Regions from separate parts of the Homo sapiens genome. Here region 2 is linked to region 1. The links are chromatin loops, found by intact Hi-C in ENCODE. Cell type or tissue: chondrocyte. All regions are shown on one strand. Links, peaks and the distances in the headings refer to the core of each region. The heading gives the core; the rest is flanking DNA. Region 1 holds the start of MIR125B1 (microRNA 125b-1). Region 2 overlaps SORL1 (sortilin related receptor 1).

Region 1 (9,452 bases), core at 934-8,933:
TGCTCTTTTACGTTGAAGACTTGAAAAGGCAATGGAGCAAAAAGCCAGCATCATCGGTAGTGTAGTCAGTAGTTTACATCTCCTTGATAGGACGCAGAACCCCTCACTTTGGAAACACGCAAATATGGTCCTCAGTATTTATGGCCCATTCATTTTTTTTTTGTTAGTCACATATTTACATAAGATATCATAGTCATGGTAGACTAATGAGAGGAGAAGCATTTTGGTTATGTCATTTCGGGATAATTTTATCAGTTGTGAGAGTTTAACAATAAAGAACATAAAACTTGCTGTTTCATAAAAATATGAAATTTTCCTGGAGAAATTTTGACTTAATAAAGGAACAAAGAACTCAGTTTGTAGTGAATAAAATTTTACATTCACTTCCCCACTTTCTCATAGAAGATCTACAGTTGGGGATAACCGATAAGAGGCAATTGGTTTCTGGCTTAAGAGCCTTTTTCATTAGGAATTTTCGGTAAATTAAAGTCTGAAATTAGAAAAACATTAGACATTAATCAACAGACCAACACCAGTCACGTAAATAAATGGCATTCGTATAATTTGGCAGCTGAAATTCTTAAATAATCTGGCAGGTACAAGGAGAGAAAGAGGAAAAATGAACCGTTCATCATTCTCACTGCGGTCTCACCGTTTCCCTCCACACCCCATTACAGCGAATGAAGAGAAAGAACATCGTAAAATATAAAGCCGGTACTAAATACAGTCACTAGTCTTCCAATACCTTCCATGGATTCCCCACCCTGATCCTTTCTAGTTTGAAAGAATAACTTTGACTAAATCTGTGAGGAGATAAAACAGGCTGGTGATAAAAATTAATTCTGCTGAATGAGCAAATGCATTTGGATTGCAGAGATGCAAATAAGATAATACTTTTCTTTTCCTTTGACATACCAAGAGGATTACTTTAGAATGTTAAATTTGATTTTATTAGAATATATTAGCAGTGTTTTAATTAATACCAATCAAACATTTTCTTTCCCTGAGGCTTGATGTGTTCCTCGCTTTCTAAATCATCTGTCTTTTTTTCATCAAAAAGCCCCTCTACCAAATTACCAAAGCCTTTGTTACATTCTTTATAATTTTACTGTATTCAATGGAAAATTATGAGCTCTTTACCTAAAGGTGTCTTGCCTATAGTAATATATTCCCAGGTTCTAGATTTAAAATGAATACTGTTCATTAGTACACATATTTTTTAAAGGTAGAATTAGAGACTTGAAAAGAAATATCTTCTGTATTTTTCTTTTGGGGAAAAATGTTGCAAAAGGAATTTTGGCTGGTTCATATTATTTGGCTTTTATTCTCACTAGAGCTTCCTAGAGCTGTTAAATTCCAACTGCCTTGGTTTTGAGCTGGCATTTCTTTGGAAACAGAGGCAAAAAAGGAATTTTTAAAAAGGAGGTGGGGAGAGAAACTAGTTAAAAATACGGTGAGCCAGTGTGCCCTGTGAACTGAATTGTAACTGTGTGTTCCAAGGAGGTGCTGCATTGCATTTCACTCATTATCCTCTCCTTTTCTCTCAAGCTTCCTGTCCTTCTGTGTCCGAAAGCTCCAGTTCACTTCTTTCTCTTTTCTTCCCGCAACGCACCCCCGCCCCAGTTCCCCGCCTTATTTTTTTTTTTTTAATCTGCCAAGCTGGATTTGCACTTTTAAAGATCAGTATCAATAATGCCCTGCTTGTTTCGGTTGCACTCTCCCTTTAAAAGACAGCCCCCTCTAATTGATGCGTCTGGGCTAGTCTAGACTGGTAGTGATTGAACCAACCACCAATTATGTTATTCATTTCACTGAACTTCACTGATGGGCTCGGTGAGGAAGAAGGGGTGTTGAGAAACCTGCCCTTGACTGAAGCAGTTGCCTGCTGAAATATAAAATCTTGTGTCGTTATGCACTTTTAAATGCCTGGGTGATCAGTTGTATGATAGCAACCTCGGAACATGAGCAATCCACTTGAAAACATGTAAAAACCTGAGAGTGCCTTGAAATACAAATTAAAACACTTGTATTAAATTACTACCCTGTTATCACTGAAAATCACGGAAGAATTTTACCTGGCATGTTTTTATTGATCCATGTATACATTTTCATAGAGTAAACTGCAGATATATTTTAACTTCAAAAAGCACCAACTGTTTTACAAATGTTGGATATGAATAATGTGGTAATATAGATTCGTAAGTTAAATAGATGCCTTGCTATAATTTCCAAATACCTATGCATACACATCAGCTAAGGTAGGGGAAGTCATTAAACCATTGAATATAAACTAACGATGACTCGACAATCAAATAACTATTTTTTTTGAAGCACATTCGGACTATCAAAGACTGGAAAGTAATATTCTAATATTACTACACAAGAGGTTTCAACAAAAGACGTGGTGCAATCGTTGCATAGTTCATATTCTCAGTTCAATTTTCTGATACAAAATGGTTTCTTGATTGCAATTTGGCATTAATGACTAAAATTGCAATAAACACTTAAAATAAAAAACAATAACAGGCAAAGAACAGTTTCCCTAACCTTCAATTACATGTATAAAACAAGGCTACAACCAATATAAAGTCTTTAGAAGAAGAAAGCATTTGGATTGGGGTTGATTTAGGTGTTTTTCAAACATAGAAGAGAAATGTTGGCCCAATAATACGAAAATTGTTTAAATGATATTTTATACTAGAATTTTTCACAACAAAGGAAAGGTAAGTTACTGTTTCTCTTCCCCAACTACGAGACAGCCCTAAATCACTGAAATGATTCAGTTATAAAAAGTTACAGCTCAAGAAAACTACAAACTAGGTAATGCTAGCCATTACCTTAAGAAAGGATAATTTTAAATGTACAGTTTGGGTGTTATAAAACCTTTTTTGGATTGAATTTAAGTACTGATAAAATTTTCCTTAGTTTTAAAATGAAAACCAGTATTTGTTACTCCCAAAGAATACGATAATTGTGTTTGCTGTTGCTGTTGCTTTCATTTTACATATTTAGAAGATTTATTTCCAATCTTTATCACCTTTATATCCATAAAGTATAACATTTTGTAAAAGATACCAAGCAAGGAGGTGGTATCCCTCCTTTTATTTTTAAAAAATCTTGCAAAGTCATACAAACTTAATTTTTATTAATACCATAACTTCCATCCTTTGTGTGGAATTGCAAGAATAGAATTTTAACCTATTAATATTTTACTCCAAACTATTAGTTTGCCTTTATCTGCGTCTGTATGTTCACTGTCTAGCCATCCATGATACACATGTGTGGACACTGAATATATAATATATTCACATGCCCATTTTAATTGGGCACAATTTTAAGATTAACTGTGGAGTTTGAAAGTTGGAGACATGGGGCATGCTGGGACTTCAGCTGAGATGTTCTGAGGTCAAGCACCAGGTACTGAGCTGTTCTTGTTACGCTCGTATACTACTGCGTGTTGCTCTCAAGGAATAGACCAGGCAGATGAGTTCCACAAGCCTCAGGCATCAATAACATGCATACATACACATAGCAGCCAACACGCTATTAAAGCAAAATATATACCTACTTTAACAGAAATCCAGGAGCTGCCACTCTCTGGTCACCTGATCCCATCTAACAATGAAAACCTCAGAGGTATACTCAATCACCTCAGACAAACTTTCTTTTCTTTTGTTTTTGCTTTAAAGAATAAAATTCCACCAAATTTCCAGGATGCAAAAGCACGACTCGCAGCTCCCAAGAGCCTAACCCGTGGATTTAAACGGTAAACATCACAAGTTAGGGTCTCAGGGACTGAGAGGAGCGCAACAATGTTTTCTTTCTTGAGACAAAGCAAAGCAAAACAAGAATGACAGGCAATTTCTGTTCGAGGTTCATAACTAAGATGCAACAAACAGGTGGTATGGTATTTCTTCTCTAAGCTCCTTTCCTTCACAAAATTGAGATTCCGTTTAAGCCTAATACATATATACACACATACGCAGTATCTGGGGGCGCATATACAATCACGCACATACACATACGATCACGAGTACATCAGAGAAAACTCTTTCAAGATTTGGGCAAAATAGTTCACTAAAACGGAAAATAATATGCACAGACTCAGAAATGCCCAAGTTTTTAAAACCATAGTCTACAATAAGGATTTAGTGTCTTTTCAAAGCTTTAATTTACGACTAGCACAAATGACTGAAGAGAAAATAGGAGGCATCTCTTTCCCCCAGGGCAAGTATGCCGCATGCAAAAATCATAGAAATCGGGTTTTCAAAGGAGAAGACCAAGAAGTAGGATTCGGAGGCTATAGAAGTGTAAAGACGAATAGCGTTCTGAACTCACCCATTCGAAGCGGAGCGGGGCCCGCACAGCCTCCTGTGGCACCATCCCGAGCAAGGGGGGAAAATGAGAGCTCTCAGTGCGCTAGGCTGGGCGAGGTGTTTCAATAGAGGACGGAGAACGGGGGCGGGGAGGGGAGGCGGGGGCAGGAAGCGATACACCAAATCTCGAGACTGTAACTCTGTAGCTTATGCTTTGACGAGAGAAAAAAGGGCAGTTGGGTGGGAGTGGAGGGAGGGGCTGGAACTGATCAAATTTGGAAAATATTCACTTAAAAATTAAAAAAAGGCGGGGGGGGGGGGGGAGTATGAAACCTCCCCAGAGCTGCTTTTTGAAAAATTTCTTCCTTCTTTCTTTAGCGTGCACTTTGCCAGTCCTGCAAACGGAGGCTTCGTCTGCATCAGCTGCTTGGCTGAAGTCAAGGCCAAATCACCAAGAGCGAGCACCAGGCTGTCATTTGGTAGACACGAAGTGGGAAGGGCTGGGTGCGGGCTGGGGAGAGACATTCCCCCCGCACCTCCCGCTGCGGATTCTTTGAAGCCTTTGGCCAATATTTCAGAGGAATCCGAAGCATAATTCCCCTCCATCTTCGCAGACAGCCCCTGGTTCTGTACCTGATAGATTGTCGCTTTCCTCATCAGACTGGAAGTGGGGCTTTCCTGTGCCGCCACCAAAAATGAAAGGAAAAGGAGGGGAGGCAGATGGGAAGATGACCCTTTTACAAATGTTTCTTCTCCTTTTTCTTTCTGTTTTTCATTTCATTTCTTTCTTCTTCTTGTTCTTCTTTTATTCCAGGCCTGAGCAAGGTAGATGGCTGGCTAGTCAAAGAGAATGACAAAGCAGCCACAGCCAGGAGGACACTGGAGAGGCCTCAACGCACTTAGTAAAAATGCTAAATATTTTTTTAGATATTTCCATATGCAACTAAAAACAGTTAGAGCTCTAGACTCTCCCCCTCCCCTCCTTTAAAAATGGAATCATACTAGCAACACAGCTAAATTATGTCTCTTCTCCCTCTGTACAGTGTCTGTTTAGCAGCCCCCCCACCCCCACCTTCAAGACAACTTTTTTCTCACCTCTGTGGGTTCTTCTCAGGCACAATCCTCCGTTGAGCTCAGAGGCTCTCCTTTTTCTCTCCCTTCCCTTTTCCTTTTCCTCTCAGAAAAGCTAGTCTGTCATCATCACACCTAGCTTCTCTCTCGCTCGCTCAACCTCTCTCCTTTTCTCTTTTACCATTAAAATATAATAATAATAATGGCCCTTTCGACATAGCAGCATGAAGTGGCTGCCTTTGAGAAGCACATTTAATCTTTACTGGCTCCCCTAGGCTTCAGTGAAGAAGGAGAAGGCAAGGAAAAAAAAAGGAGAGAGAGAAAAAAAGATTGTAAGGGAGGCTGCTGACGGACAGCAGGCATCAGGCACAAATCAGCGACAAGTTGAATTTTCCTAGACCACACTGCCCCCTTTCTTCTCGGCTTGCTCCCTGGGCTCCTGGAAAGCCTGAGTGTCTGGTTACAGGAGGCAACGGGTCTCTTTTTGCCAACCATGGTGCAGATTCCTCGCATGCCTGCTTAAATCTCTGGCAGAATAAGAAATCAATATCCCCCTCTAATCACCTTTAGCTCTTCGATGGCTTCCCCCCTTTTCTGAGAATCCACTTGGCTCTCCTCGCCGCTCCCCCGCCCTGCCGGGCTCCTACATACAAAGCTTGCAGCCCTGTCATTTCTCACTTCCTTCCATATCTTGGAGACAAGCCTCTCTTCTAATATCCTCTCGCGCTTGCTCCCTCTCCTGTTGTAGTGTGTCTCATCCCTGACTTGCAGTGCTGGATGCACTAAGGCATCTCCCTGACTACTAATGAGGCCAAAAATACATCAGCAGGTCAGGGGGAAGGCCAGACACTGCATTATACAAATACAAAAAATTTCTCAGCCCGCAAGACCTAGAGATCAGGTATCACATTTTCGAAAAGGAAAAACAGGGAGGGAAAGAAGTGAGGAAGGGAGACCACAGTGCAGTTCTCTGCCTAACTGTTTCACATCCTAGGGGAATTTCAAGCACACATGCATGTATGAGTGCAGGTGATGGATTTTGTGAATCTTGGTGGCCTTTCTTTATGGACGGAAAGTCAACAATGCCCAAATATTTCTTTGCAATCAGCATTTAGCGGGATAAAAGAGCAATGATTCGGATCTACATTTAAGATATGTAGACTCTCTGTTCAGGCATGTGATGACTACAGAGCTAAAATTCCCTTTCCTTCCAGTGGCTGGGGTTTGCTCGTTGACTGTATTTGCCATATGTATTAATTTACCATCTATGTGCCCTTGGATTTTGAAATGAACTCATCAGTCACTGAAGCTCATCCTGACCCTTTGCTTTCACTGCAGGCATTTTCCTTATTCCTGAAGCATGTTTTTCCTCTTCAAATGTCTGACAGACACATATACACTTCATCGATCAGCCTCAAGTTCCCCAATAATGACAAGTAATATTTCAGATGACAAAAAAAAAGAGGCACAAGAAAAAAGGAAGACATCCTAAGTTGATTGGGGGAGCATCTCCTCTCATTTCTGTTGGCACTCATTTTTAAAGCTCTGCTCTGCTGTGATCCTTTAAGGCATGGATCTGCCGAAAATTAGGGTCTCTACCTATCTATGTACACAGTGGGTATGTTACCGTTCTAACCCAATTTTCCTGCCTAGAATCATGCAGACAACCGGCAGCGTGGTATTAAATATAATGTCAGATTCTGTAAATAGCAAGGAAAGGGAGAAAGGTATCTGAGGATGCAGGTTTCCTCCAAGTCAATATTTTTAAAAGATAGTTTCTTTGTGCTCAACTCAGACATAATTGTGCTTTGTCTCTGACTGTGAGACCTGCAGAAGCATACCTAGATGCCAAGGAAAAGGAGAAAATGCACAAATAAGAAGAAGATACAGACAGAGGAAGAAGGGAGAGGAGAGAAGTAGAGAGGAAAGGCGAGGAGCGCATAACAGCTAAAGGCAAAATGAGAGTGTTGGATTTTTGTAATACTTTTTTTTTCTTTTTGTCGTTATTGGGAAGGAGAAAGAGGTGGTTGCCAGGAGTTGGTGACTAGGTTAGAATCTTTTTCAGATTTGGCTAACGGGGTGTTTTCACTAGACTGATGGAGAAAAAAGAAACACGCTAGAATAATCATGAAGGGTGGAGCTGTTAAAAAAAAAAGTCTTTGACTCACTGGGTGCCTCCCTGTACACCAAAATGAATCATTCCTAACCAGAATCATCAATTGTCTTAGTGTACTTCTATATGAAGGCCAGATTATGGGAATCATGTCATTGCACCCATCTTCAAAACGAAGGGTAAATAGAGGACGAGATTTCCCGAGACTCTTTTAAACCTCTCTATATTTGCAACAATAGTTCAGCATGATTTTCACATAATAAGCTAATTTGCTCTTGCTTGTATTCACTCTGCTTACAAAGATATACAAATATATAGCTTATGAAAGTTTTGCTATGAACACATCATTTTCTCTATACAACTCAGCGATGTCTTTGGAGGATACTTATTTCAAGCAGTTAACACCTGACCCCAATTTCTGTGGGTAATTAGTGAGCTAGATAACCACACAAAGTGGGTAATTATTTAGTACCCAAGGGTACGCTAGAAGTGGGTAGTGGCTTTGTTAACAAAAGCACATCTCTAATTGTTGTATCTATGATGGGTGTTTTAAAAATACCAGTTACTATATCAAGTGAACCATGATAAATAAGTGAACTAGTTTGCTGTCCTTAGCATATACATATGTATCTTCTATCGTGGGTAATAATATTTACCTCTCTTGTATGGAGTGTTGTGAAGATTAATTAGTTAACATCTGTAAGACTCTCAGAAGATGAAATATTGCTAGAGGCCTTCTAAATACTGTATTATTATTGTTATTATTACCTTGGCTAAAAATCCCAGAATGGGAGAAATGGAGAAGGTAAATGTTATTGTCTGGTCTATGTCTAAGTTTGCAAATATGCTGAGATCACAAACATAATGAGTTTGATTATGGGGAGTAGTTTCCTACCTGACAGAGTCTAACCCACACTGTAATAGAAAAGAAAGGCAGAAGGTATTTCATTGACAGCTGGCTCTGGTTGGATCTGAGGAACTGAACTGGGATAGAAGTGGAGAGGAAAGGGAGGAGCAGGAAGAAGGAGTCACTGATGGGCTGGGAGGAAGCCGAAATCTGCTGGACCACACCCTCCTTCCAAAGTCTTTCTATCCTTCTCTCTCACAAGCAGCAAATAAGCACAAAAACCCCCAAAGAAGATATCTATGCAAGTCCTGGGACAAATTCAGCATAATGACAATCTATCTGCCAGTTACATAGCATTGATTCTGGAGGAGAACCATCAGCACAAATTATTATAACAAATGCACGTACATTTGAAAATATTACAATGTTGAGAATAGGCACACACAGATCAACCTCAGATAACTTTAACCCAGGTTATGAGCAGCGATGAAGAAGCAACTTTTTAATTGCTTTTATGACTCACTCTCGGGGGAGAAGGGGGTATTATTAATTTTTGCCAAGAAAGAAAGAAAATAAAAAAGAAAGGAAAGAAGAAAAAAAAGGAAAAGAAAATCCCATGCTTTCAGGGACCTAATTCTGGAGAACAACCAAGCCTTGAAAACAAACAACAACAACAACAAAAACTTACTGCTGCTTTCTCTGTAAATTGCCCATCTCCTTGAGCTGGCTGTCTGGCTCTGGCTGAGGCAGGACAGACAGAGGCCTCTTGGAATCCAAATCTTCAAGTAGGCTCACCACATTTTTTCTTTCAAAGCAAGGTTGTCCTGGGGATTAACCCTAGGAGTCTGGGAGATGCAAGCATGTGGGGAGGGTGAAGAAAAAGACGCAAAGATGTTGTATTCAGTCCAGTTGACGGCTTCCAGGGAATGGAAAAAGGAAAGGACCCCATGAGCCAGCCAACAGGTACCACTGCCGAAATCTCTGCTGGAGGATGGCCTTTGGAACACGTGCTTATGCTGTGATTGGAGGCCAGTGGTGTGATGAGCACCTTTTAAGAGTTTGGGAGCAGAGGGAAAATTTCTCCAAAAGCCACCCAAGCCAGGCT
Region 2 (9,452 bases), core at 563-8,562, 630 kb before region 1:
ATGTTCTCTGCCTCACTTTTCCATCCCCTTTTCCCTAACTCCTCCCTCTTCATCCTTATGGTGTCAGTACATAGGTCAGGTCTTCAGTGAAGCCTCACTCTCTCCCCGATATGAGGTTAGGTCCCCTGTGTAACAACAGTAATTCAATCATCATTCCTGGAATTAGTTGTTTAATGCGTGTTTTCCCTACTATATTCAGAGCTATGAGGCAGGACCTAGAATCGTGTTATTTTTCTTTCTTTTTTATTTTTTGAGACAGGGTCTAGCTCTGTCGCCCAGGCTGGAGTGCAGTGGCATGATCATAGCTCACTGCGGCCTCGATCTCTTGGGCACAAGCGATCCTCCCACCTCAGACTCCCTAGTAGCTGGGACTACAGGCATGCGCCACCAGGCCCGTCTAGTTTTTGTATTTTTTGTAGAGATGGGGTTGTGTCATGTTGTCTAGGCTGGTCTTGAACTCCTGGGCTCGAGGGATCCACCCGCCTTGGCCTCCCAAAGTGCTGGGATTGCAGATGTGAGTCTGCCATTTTACTAACACCTAGTATAGCATCTGGTATATAGTTAGTGCTTGATAAATACTTATTGACTGAACGCGGTGAGGGGCTATTCATGGTGAAGCTGCAGAGGGCAAGTCTGTGGTCTGGAACCATCCTGAAGAGCTGTGAGAAATGACTTTGGGCTCACAGGGAAATCCTCACGTAGGGCAAGTCCTGGCTTGGGGTGCGCTCTCTTGAGGGGGTATTTGCTGTGCTCACTCTGACTGTGTTTCCTGCACATGGCCGTGTGTTTTCAGGCAGTGAGAACCACCACATTGCCTTAAAGTCTGTCTCTGAGCTTAATCTCATTTGCAAAAGGTGGCATTTCATTTAATTGTTCTCTGAGATTCTTTCTGGCTTTGATATTTTCCTCATTTTTTTTTTGCCAACTGGTAAATTAAGGGGTGATATTATGTTCATGAGAAAGAGAGTTTTCCACAGTTTCTTTTTAGTAGGGAGCCCCTCCCAAAACAGCAAAGCATATTCGCTCATTGACAAAGTGGGTTCACCAGGACAGAGTGGCACACAGAGGTAAACAGTAGATAGGTTCTCGCTGCCAAGGATCAATCAGAAAGGGAAATAAGCTCTCTAAACTGATATTATAAGGCAGTGAGATTATGATTATCATCCTTTTAGCAAAGAGAAAGGAAAGGGCATATGTGTATTTTTCTCTGTAGAATGGTCATGGCTCCAGTGAAGGAGATAGTAGTGAATGCTAAGTTCTAGTCCAAGGTTATTCTCTCCTTGTTTCCTCATCTGGAAAATGGGCAGCCTGAATTCATCAGCAAAGTAGTTCAGGAGTTCTGTAGGTGAAGCATCTTGAGCAAACTCAAAAGTCAAGTGAGTGAGCTGAGATTCCATGAACTGGGCCTCTCTTCCGGGAGTGCTCGTAAACTAGATTTCAGCTTTCCTTCTGAGGTGAGCAGTCCAGGGAGGATAATAAGCCTGCTAAATATAGTGAGAACACAGTCTTGAAAGGGGACAGTGAGAGGCAATTTGCATACCTAGCATTTAAGCCATGCAAAGGGATGGTTTGGGAAAACCTTGTTCTCCTTGGACCTCAGGAGGCTGTCTTTGACTTCCTCAGTTTCGTCATATAGTTCAGGGGAGTGCCTGGCTCCTTCTGTCCTCACAGTTGAAGGACAGGATATTTGTTTTATGCTATATTGTAGAATTTTAAAAACGCTTCTTTGTATTTCACTGCTAGTGAAGCAGAGAAATGAATCAGACTGCCTTATTTGTCCTCCTTGTACTGCGTTTTGGGAGGAGGCTGTGTAGGAGTTGTGAGGACTGCAAGCTGTGGGAGTCTAGGACATCCTGATTTTTGGGTTTGACCAATTTGAAAGAGGTGTAGAGAGGGTACCTGTGACCCATTCTATTCAGTGGCCCCACCTCCTGCATAAGCCTCAACAACTATACAGATTTCGGTGGTTTTATTGGAAACTTCTCATCATTGGCTTAGACTTGCAACCCTAATTCCCCCAGAAGTGCTCTGTGTGAGCTAACAGGTAAGAAATGATTAAAGAGCCTACAGGGTGCCTGGCACCTAGCAGACCTCAGTGCCTACTTCATCCGCAAGTGAACGCATGAGTAATCAGTCCCTTCATCCAAGCCATTGACTTCCTCCCCTCTATTTATAACAACCCAGAACTTGAGGACTGGGTGGTAGCAGGTCCTTCCCCTCACTCTGAATAATAGGAGGTGAATCATTTCACCTCTCCGGGTTGCCAGGGCACGCAGGGGGCTGAGGGACAACACTTGTGGGGTGATATGGACTTGTTCGATGAAGATGCCGAGGCGAGTCAAGGTGTGGGTGGCATCCACTGTTGTGAGCTGGCGGTGGATGCTAGCCTTGGGCCTGCGGCTGTTTCTCCAGCTGGGGACAGGGAGGCCTGTGCGGATGCTGTGGCTCTGCAGATGCCGCTGACAGCACTTTGAAGGATTGGTTTGGCCAGAGACCCAGTCCACAGCCTGCCTCCTGTATGACTCATTCTAGCTGCATATTTTGGTAGCATGAGGGCTTGAGATGAGATAAAAGGAGCACTTCTTAAGAGTGGAAGCTCCTAGGTTCTTGATTAGCACTTGAGAAATATAATGTTCTCTGCAGGTCCTAGAGGCCTTAAAAAAATTTGAGTATATTTCACATTACATAAAATTAGCCATTTTAAAGTGAACAGTTCAGTGAACTTAATATCGCCGCAATGTTGTGCTACCATGATTTCCAAAACATTTCCATCGCTCTGAAATAAAACCCCTTACCCATTAAGCAGTGATTCCCTCCTCTCCAATCTCCCAGCCCCTCGTAACCACTAATCAGCTTTCTCTCCCTATGGATTTACCTATTCGGGACATTTCATATAAATGGTGTCATGCAATCATGCAATATGTGACCTTTTGTATCTGGCTTCTTTCACTTAGCATATTGTTTGTGAGGTTCAGCCACATTGTAGCATATATCATCAGTATATCCTAGAGTTTTAATGACCATCCCAAATCCCCAAAGACAAGCCCCCCCGCCAAAAATGGTACATCTTTCTAGCTACCGTCATTTAGTTCCAACTCCTGCCAGGAGGCAGGGGAATCAACTAGATTCATTGTTTCCCAAAGAAGCTGCATTAGAAATACCTGGGGTTGGGGTGTGTCTCCTTTTTTTTTTTTTGAGACGGAGTCTCGCTCTGTCGCCCAGGCTGGAGTGCAGTGGCATGATCTTGGCTTACTGCAACCTCTGCCTCCCAGATTCAAGCAATTCTCCTGCCTCAGCTTCCCGAGTAGCTGGGACTACAGGCACGTGCCACCGTGCCTGGCTAATTTTTTGTATTTTTAGTAGAGACGGTTTTTCACTGTGTTAGCCAGGTTGGTCTCCATCTCCTGACCTCGTGATCTGCCTGCCTTGGCCTCCCAAAGTGCTGGGATTACAGGCATGAACCACCACGCCCGGCTGGGTGTGTCTTTTAAAAAAGACTGATTCCTGGGCTCCAGGCAGAGGGCGACAGAGCCGGTAGGCGTGGAGTGGGGCCTCTTAGGTGATTCTGACCTTCAGTGGGGCATGGGACCCCCCTAGGCCAGGTGATCTTTGGGGGGTGGGGTGGGAGGAGTTATCTTGACTCTTAACGACCTGCCAATGAGCCAGATGCTGTTTGTTGTTTATGATGCAGTTTCTGTGTTCAGAGGTTTCTGTGGCATGTAATTTTTCTCTGTTTGCCTTCTGAGGGGAGGCACTCGGCCCCTCCCTGCTGCCTTAACAGCTCCAATTAATTGTGTCTCATTTATCAAGCTCCAGCTATGCCCTGTGAGCTAGACAGGGGAGAGGGAAGGTTGTTCACACCCCGGGGTTGTGGTTATAGCTGATTGCACGTCAAGGTTATGTTCCTGGGAAAACCACCCTCCCACCCACTCCCAGGCCAGTGTCTTCTGGGTGTGGGACCTGTGTGGGGGATTGGCGATGGAAAAAGGCTTGGGGAGGAGGAAAGGGGAGATCAGGGGGAGATCCTTGGGGATGGATGGAAAAGGAACCAAACAAACCGGAAGCCACTGATTAAGTAAAGGGATCTAGGGACCTGTGGGTTGTTCTTGATTGCTGGGGTCTGCCCTGGGCTGCTGGTGTCTTGGCCACATGCCATGGAGAGCTAGCAGGAAAAGCCTGCTTTGTTGACTTCTTTTCTTTCCCCTGGGGGTGAGGATGGGGGCAAGGTGGAGACAGAGGAGACAGGTGAGGCCAGAGGGTAGAATGCATGTCTTGATAATAAAATTTACTTCCTGTCAGCCTGCCTGCTGGCTCCCCTGTCCTGCGCGCATCCATTCCTGATTCCTGCAACTAGGTCTGCTGTGGGGGGATGGGCACCCGGGCTGCCTTGGGGATCAGCTGTGACTCACCAGGGAGTTATTCTTATGACCAGGATGTGCCTGACATCTCGCCAAGCAAAGGAGCTGAGCTGTTCCTGCGAGTGCCTGGTGGCCCTCGTACAAGTCATTTCTTGCCAGGGATTTTATCCCCCTACTGGGCTGCCCCTTTTCAGTCTGCTCTTATGAGTAAAAGGGACATCTAATAAAAAAAGCTTTCCTTAAAAAAAAGAAGAGAAAGAAACAAAGTAACAAACAAACAGGTGTTTTACCAGGCTTGCCTTCTAGAGGTTTTCTTTTTTTCTTTTTTTTTTTTTTTTTGAGGTGGAGTCTCGCTCTGTTGCCCAGGCTGGACTGCAGTGGTACAATCTTGGCTCACTGCAAGCTCCGCCTCCCGGGTTCACGCCATTCTCCTGCCTCAGCCTGCCGAGTAGCTGGGACTACAGGCACCCGCCACCACGCCCGGCTAATTTTTTGTATTTTTAGTAGAGACCGGGTTTCACCGTGTTAGCCAGGATGGGAGTTTTTCTTTGTAGAAAAGCCCTTGGATGTTTTGAGGCTTGCCCTTGGTGCTCTTCTCACCTTTCACCTGCCTTGGGATTGGTGAGGAGGTCTCCTGTCCTCTGAGTAGATCGATTTCAGCAAGTTATCTTCAGACCTTTTGCCCACTCTGATCACTGAAAGCTTTGCAACCTACTCAAAGCATTATCTGAGTGTTACCTGCCAGAGGGAGCATTTTGATGTCATCTTTGAGGATGCCCAAGTTGAATATTTGAGGACTTTTTATCCCAGATCCCAGGGGAACATGGGTGATTTTTTTTTTCTAGGTTCCTAGTCCTTTATTGTATTGACATTTGCATAGTTTTCTATCCCCACTCTGGTTCAAGAGTGCAGATGTTTTGGGAGGGGAGGAAACTTTTAGCTGGGATTCCCAGGGCACATGTGTTGTGAGTTTCTGATCTCCAGATGGATCCAGGGGATTGGGCTGGAGAGGAGGAAAAGGGAAGGCTTCAGCGACCGGAGGAGATTCCTTTAGCTGCTTTCTCTTTGTAGCATTCTGGATTAAATAATTTATTTACTTCTATTTCTTATTTGCACTTCTCTGTTAGTGCTTGCCTGGACTTCTCTATCTGGGAATGAGGAGAGACATTTTGGAAGGACACATATTCCTAGGTCCTTTTCTTTAAAGTAAGGTCGCCTTTCAAATGTTTTTCAAAAAGAGTTTGATCCTGGATCAAATTAAATGCAGGTATTTAAAACTCCAAGTAACGTCGTTAAGGATTAGCTGCTTTGTCCTTCTGCCAGCCAAATATGTGGCACAGGTGTTTCTCTTTTCCCTGATGACATCTGAGAGCACCTCAAGGAGTGGGTGGGGAAAGTTCGAGTGTGCTGGGGGGAGGAAGCGAGAGAAGGAGAAAGGAGCTGTGGGTTTTCTGCCGCAGAGCCTTGATGAGAAGACAGCTCGGAGGGCAGGTTGGCCCAGGCTTGAACTGTCATCAGTCTAGGCTTACTCGTGGGTGGGGTGGACTGTGCGGGCTGGAGTCCCAGAAGCTTGATTTCCTTCCACGTGTGCCTCAGACAGCTGAGGTTGAGGAGGCTGGTGGAATAGGCTTCTCTCAGACATCGCTCAGCAAGAGAGGCAGCCTGTGATCCTGGTTTCATGGCATTGTCCTGCTTCTGAGTGTTGGACCACCTCTCAGAATTTTTTTTTTGAGACTGAGTCTTGCTCTGTCGCCCAGATTGGAGTGTGGTAGCTCAACCTTGGCTCACTGCAACCTCTGCCTCCTGAGCTCAAGCGATTCTTCTGCCTCAGCCTCCCGAGTAGCTGGGACTACAGGTGCATGCCACCATGCCTGGCTACTTTTTGTATTTTTAGTAGAGATGGGGTTTCACCGTATTGGCCAGGCGGGTCTTGAACTCCTGACCTCAGGTGATCTGCCCGCCTTGGCCTCCCAAAGTGCTGGGATTACAGTCGTGGGCCACCGAGCCTGACCAGCTCTCAGAATTTTTGTTATTCCTGTCATGACTTTGCTTTCCACAGAGTGGGTGGAATGTATGGTTCAGGTGTTCAAATGCCAGTCCTCAGACAGGTGTCCATCAGCCAACAGTGAAATAAGAAAATAAAAGTAATGTAGTTTTCCATACAGTGAAACAATGGTTCTTTATTCTGAGATGATATGCTTCCTCAGTTTTCAGTGTTAACACATCTTTGAAAAAATGACAATGACTCTAGATAGTGGTCATATTGCCCTGTAAGGTGAGCTGCGTAACAGACAAATCCCAAAGGCTCAGCGTGTGGCTGAGTTGAGGCTCCGGGTTATGAGAAGTTCAGGATGAGTGCTACTGGTTAGCGGAGGTCTTTTCCATGGGGATGCAGCCTCCTTCCGTCTTCGGCTCTGCCCTCCTCTGGGGCTTTGGAGTCCTCTGAATGCGGCCTGCGGATGGGGAAAGAAAAGAGGACTGCATGGGGGCCAGGCCGATAGTGGCCCTGATGACTTCTCTCACATTACACCTGCTGGAACTCAGTCCCAGGCCACACCTTCTGCCCCACAGCCTGGACCAGAGTCTGCGGTGTCCTCAGGAAGCAGAGGAAAGAGATTGAGAGAGTAGCTAGTCCTGTTTTTGTGATGTCCTTACTTGGCAGAATAGAAGTTGCCAACCAGTCCTCTGTTGGCCTTCCTCATTTTTATTTTATCGGTTTACCAAATCTAAAAGTCTGAGAACTAAAATATTTCCTTATTTGAGACCTTTCAAAAATAATTTTGAAAAGCTTCACAATGATACTTCTCTCATTTCTCATTACCAGCTGAAAGTGAATGACAGTACCACCAAGCCAGAAAAAACATAGTTGGAACAGAAGTTTGAAAAGCATGTGATCTTTCTGGCCTATGAATTTTTTTTGAACAAGGGCAATGTTTCCATGCTTTGGTTTAAAATCTTACCAGTGCATGTCATACATAGAGTAAGGATCAGAGTAACCAGAGATTGGTATCATAAAGGATGAAAATAATCAAAGGAATTGGTTATGCCAATGAGAGCCCAAGAAGCTTTTCTACAATCTCTTTACATCCAAAATAGCAGGGGACTCATTTCTTTGTGGGGAAGTTGAGTGTGACAGAATATGCATGAGGTGGGAGGGGAAGAGGCCACCTTGGCCCAAATGCTTTAGATGGCAGAATCTTCATCATTTCTGCTTGACAAAGGAGGAAAGAGTCTTGATTTAGAATGTGTGTGGCCATCACTTATCGTGGGTCCTAATTCCTACATTGATCTCTTTCAGGTTAGTCTGAATGATTCCCACAATCAGATGGTGGTGCACTGGGCTGGAGAGAAAAGCAACGTGATCGTGGCCTTGGCCCGAGATAGCCTGGCATTGGCGAGGCCCAAGAGCAGTGATGTAAGTGTTGTGTTGGCTCTGGGCACACCTTGGTGCCATCAACATGCCCTTTTCTGGTCCACTGGGATTATCATACTGGAAAAAGTAGTGGGTAATTGGAACATGGAATGGATGAATTGTATGACAGGGAAGATAATCTAGAAAATGATATATCCCTTGTTTGCTGAACACAGGGAGGTGCAGTCAGTGTTGCAAACAGATCCATGCAATGTGTGATTACCTTTGGGAAGTAATAGCATATGGACTGGATTGTTGCATCTGCCCAAGAAAATACCAGAGTGCCTTCCTGGGCAGAGCTGCCTGCCTGCAGCTGAGCCCGATGGAATCAAATTGGCCTTTCCCATATGCTGGTTTCTTCTAACCCATTATAGTGGGATGAGCTGTTGAAACTGATTCTCTAATATTCTTAATTTCTATAGCTGGGTATTTGTGATCTTTAGTAGGTGAGGTACTTTGAAGACTCAAGATGCCAAGGGTTATAAACTCAAAGGCCTGTGGGAGGCCGGGCAGGTAAAGGACAGGAGTGAAGCCACCTTCAAGTTTATAACACTCTTTTCTATTTTTTTTTTGAGTTGGGGTCTGGCTCTGTTACCCAGGTTGGGGTACAGTGGTGTGATCTTGGCTCACTGCAACCTCCGCCTCCTGGGCTCAAGCCATCCTCCCACCCACTCAGCCTCCAGAGTAGCAGGAACTACAGGTGCACACCAGCATGGCTGGCTAATTTTTGTGCTTATATATATTTTTTGGTAGAGATGGGGTTTTGCCACGTTGCCTAGGCTGGTCTCGAACCCCTGGGCTCAAACAATCCGCCTGCCTCGGCCTCCCAAAGTGTTGAGACTACAGGCTTGAGCCACCACACCTGGCCATTACAACACTCTACCTCCTCAGAGAAATATGGTTTCTCCCATTTTTCTTGAAGTCTGTGGCCTTGTTGGACAATATATGTCATTTCCACTTTTGATGGAGATGCACATTCAAGAAACATTCTCCCATATCTTAATTTGAACATACTAATGGATACTTGGTTCCTGTGTTGGAGAGACGTGGGGAAGGGGAAGGGCCTTTGGGGACCGGGAGAAGCATGCTTCCGAGGAGCATTGACTGTCAGCTCCAGGCTCTGGTTGCCGTGCAGGATGCTGGGCCCAGTGTTGCCACATCTTCTGGTTTTCCAGAGGAACCCAGAGGTCTGGAGTTTCATGTGAAAACTGCTGAGTCTTACAAGTTGGCAGCCAGTGTATAGTTTTTACAGACACCGCGTGAGCCAGGTAAAACACATGTAAGGGCCAAAGCTCGCCCAACGGCTGGTCCCAGGTCTGCGGCCTGTGCTCTGGACTCCTCCTTGTGGGTGAGAGGAGCAGCCCCTGCCTCAGCCTGGGGTCTGACACTGTGGCAGCGCGAGGCTGCAGACGGAACACCATGCTTTACAGCTTCGGTCACCCTGCATTCTGGCCGGGGGAACCTTCTGATGAATTTGCCAGCACTTTCACACTAGCCTTAAGGATACATTTATAATTCTTGAATGCGGATTTGGTCTCTGTGAGGTCCCTCTCTGTATATCCACTGTCTGGGTTGGGTGTGTTGAGAAGCAGGTGTTGGGAAGTTGTCTCAGGGACTGTTTCCAGGGAGTTGAATTAGGGCAGCCACAGAAGGGAAGACAGAAGGGCTGGCTGTCAGGATGC

The links. Peaks named below come from ENCODE experiments on the same cell type or tissue, not always from the same donor. Only the 100,000 strongest peaks of a DNase experiment are listed, where the experiment ranks them.
Region 2: it touches region 1 in a loop (2.6-fold over the local background); 3 of 110 quality-filtered maps call a loop at or near these places.

What each region holds. Positions count from the first base shown.
Region 1 is chr11:122,096,036-122,105,487 of GRCh38, forward strand. All of the region lies in intron 4 of MIR100HG (mir-100-let-7a-2-mir-125b-1 cluster host gene), which reads right to left. MIR125B1 (microRNA 125b-1) reads right to left here and starts at 3,809; the gene lies at 3,722-3,809. In chondrocyte, for the core only: CTCF peaks have their summits at 5,824 and 6,028; DNase peaks (open chromatin) are centred at 4,400 and 4,816.
Region 2 is chr11:121,462,351-121,471,802 of GRCh38, forward strand. SORL1 (sortilin related receptor 1) reads left to right here. Exons shown (of 48, transcript NM_003105.6): 2 at 7,657-7,773. Among named protein-coding and RNA genes, the nearest start is that of SORL1-AS1, 14 kb to the left of the region's middle. RefSeq lists enhancers at 3,418-4,617, 4,181-4,250, 5,666-5,715, 6,096-6,145. In chondrocyte, for the core only: a CTCF peak has its summit at 4,556; a DNase peak (open chromatin) is centred at 4,403.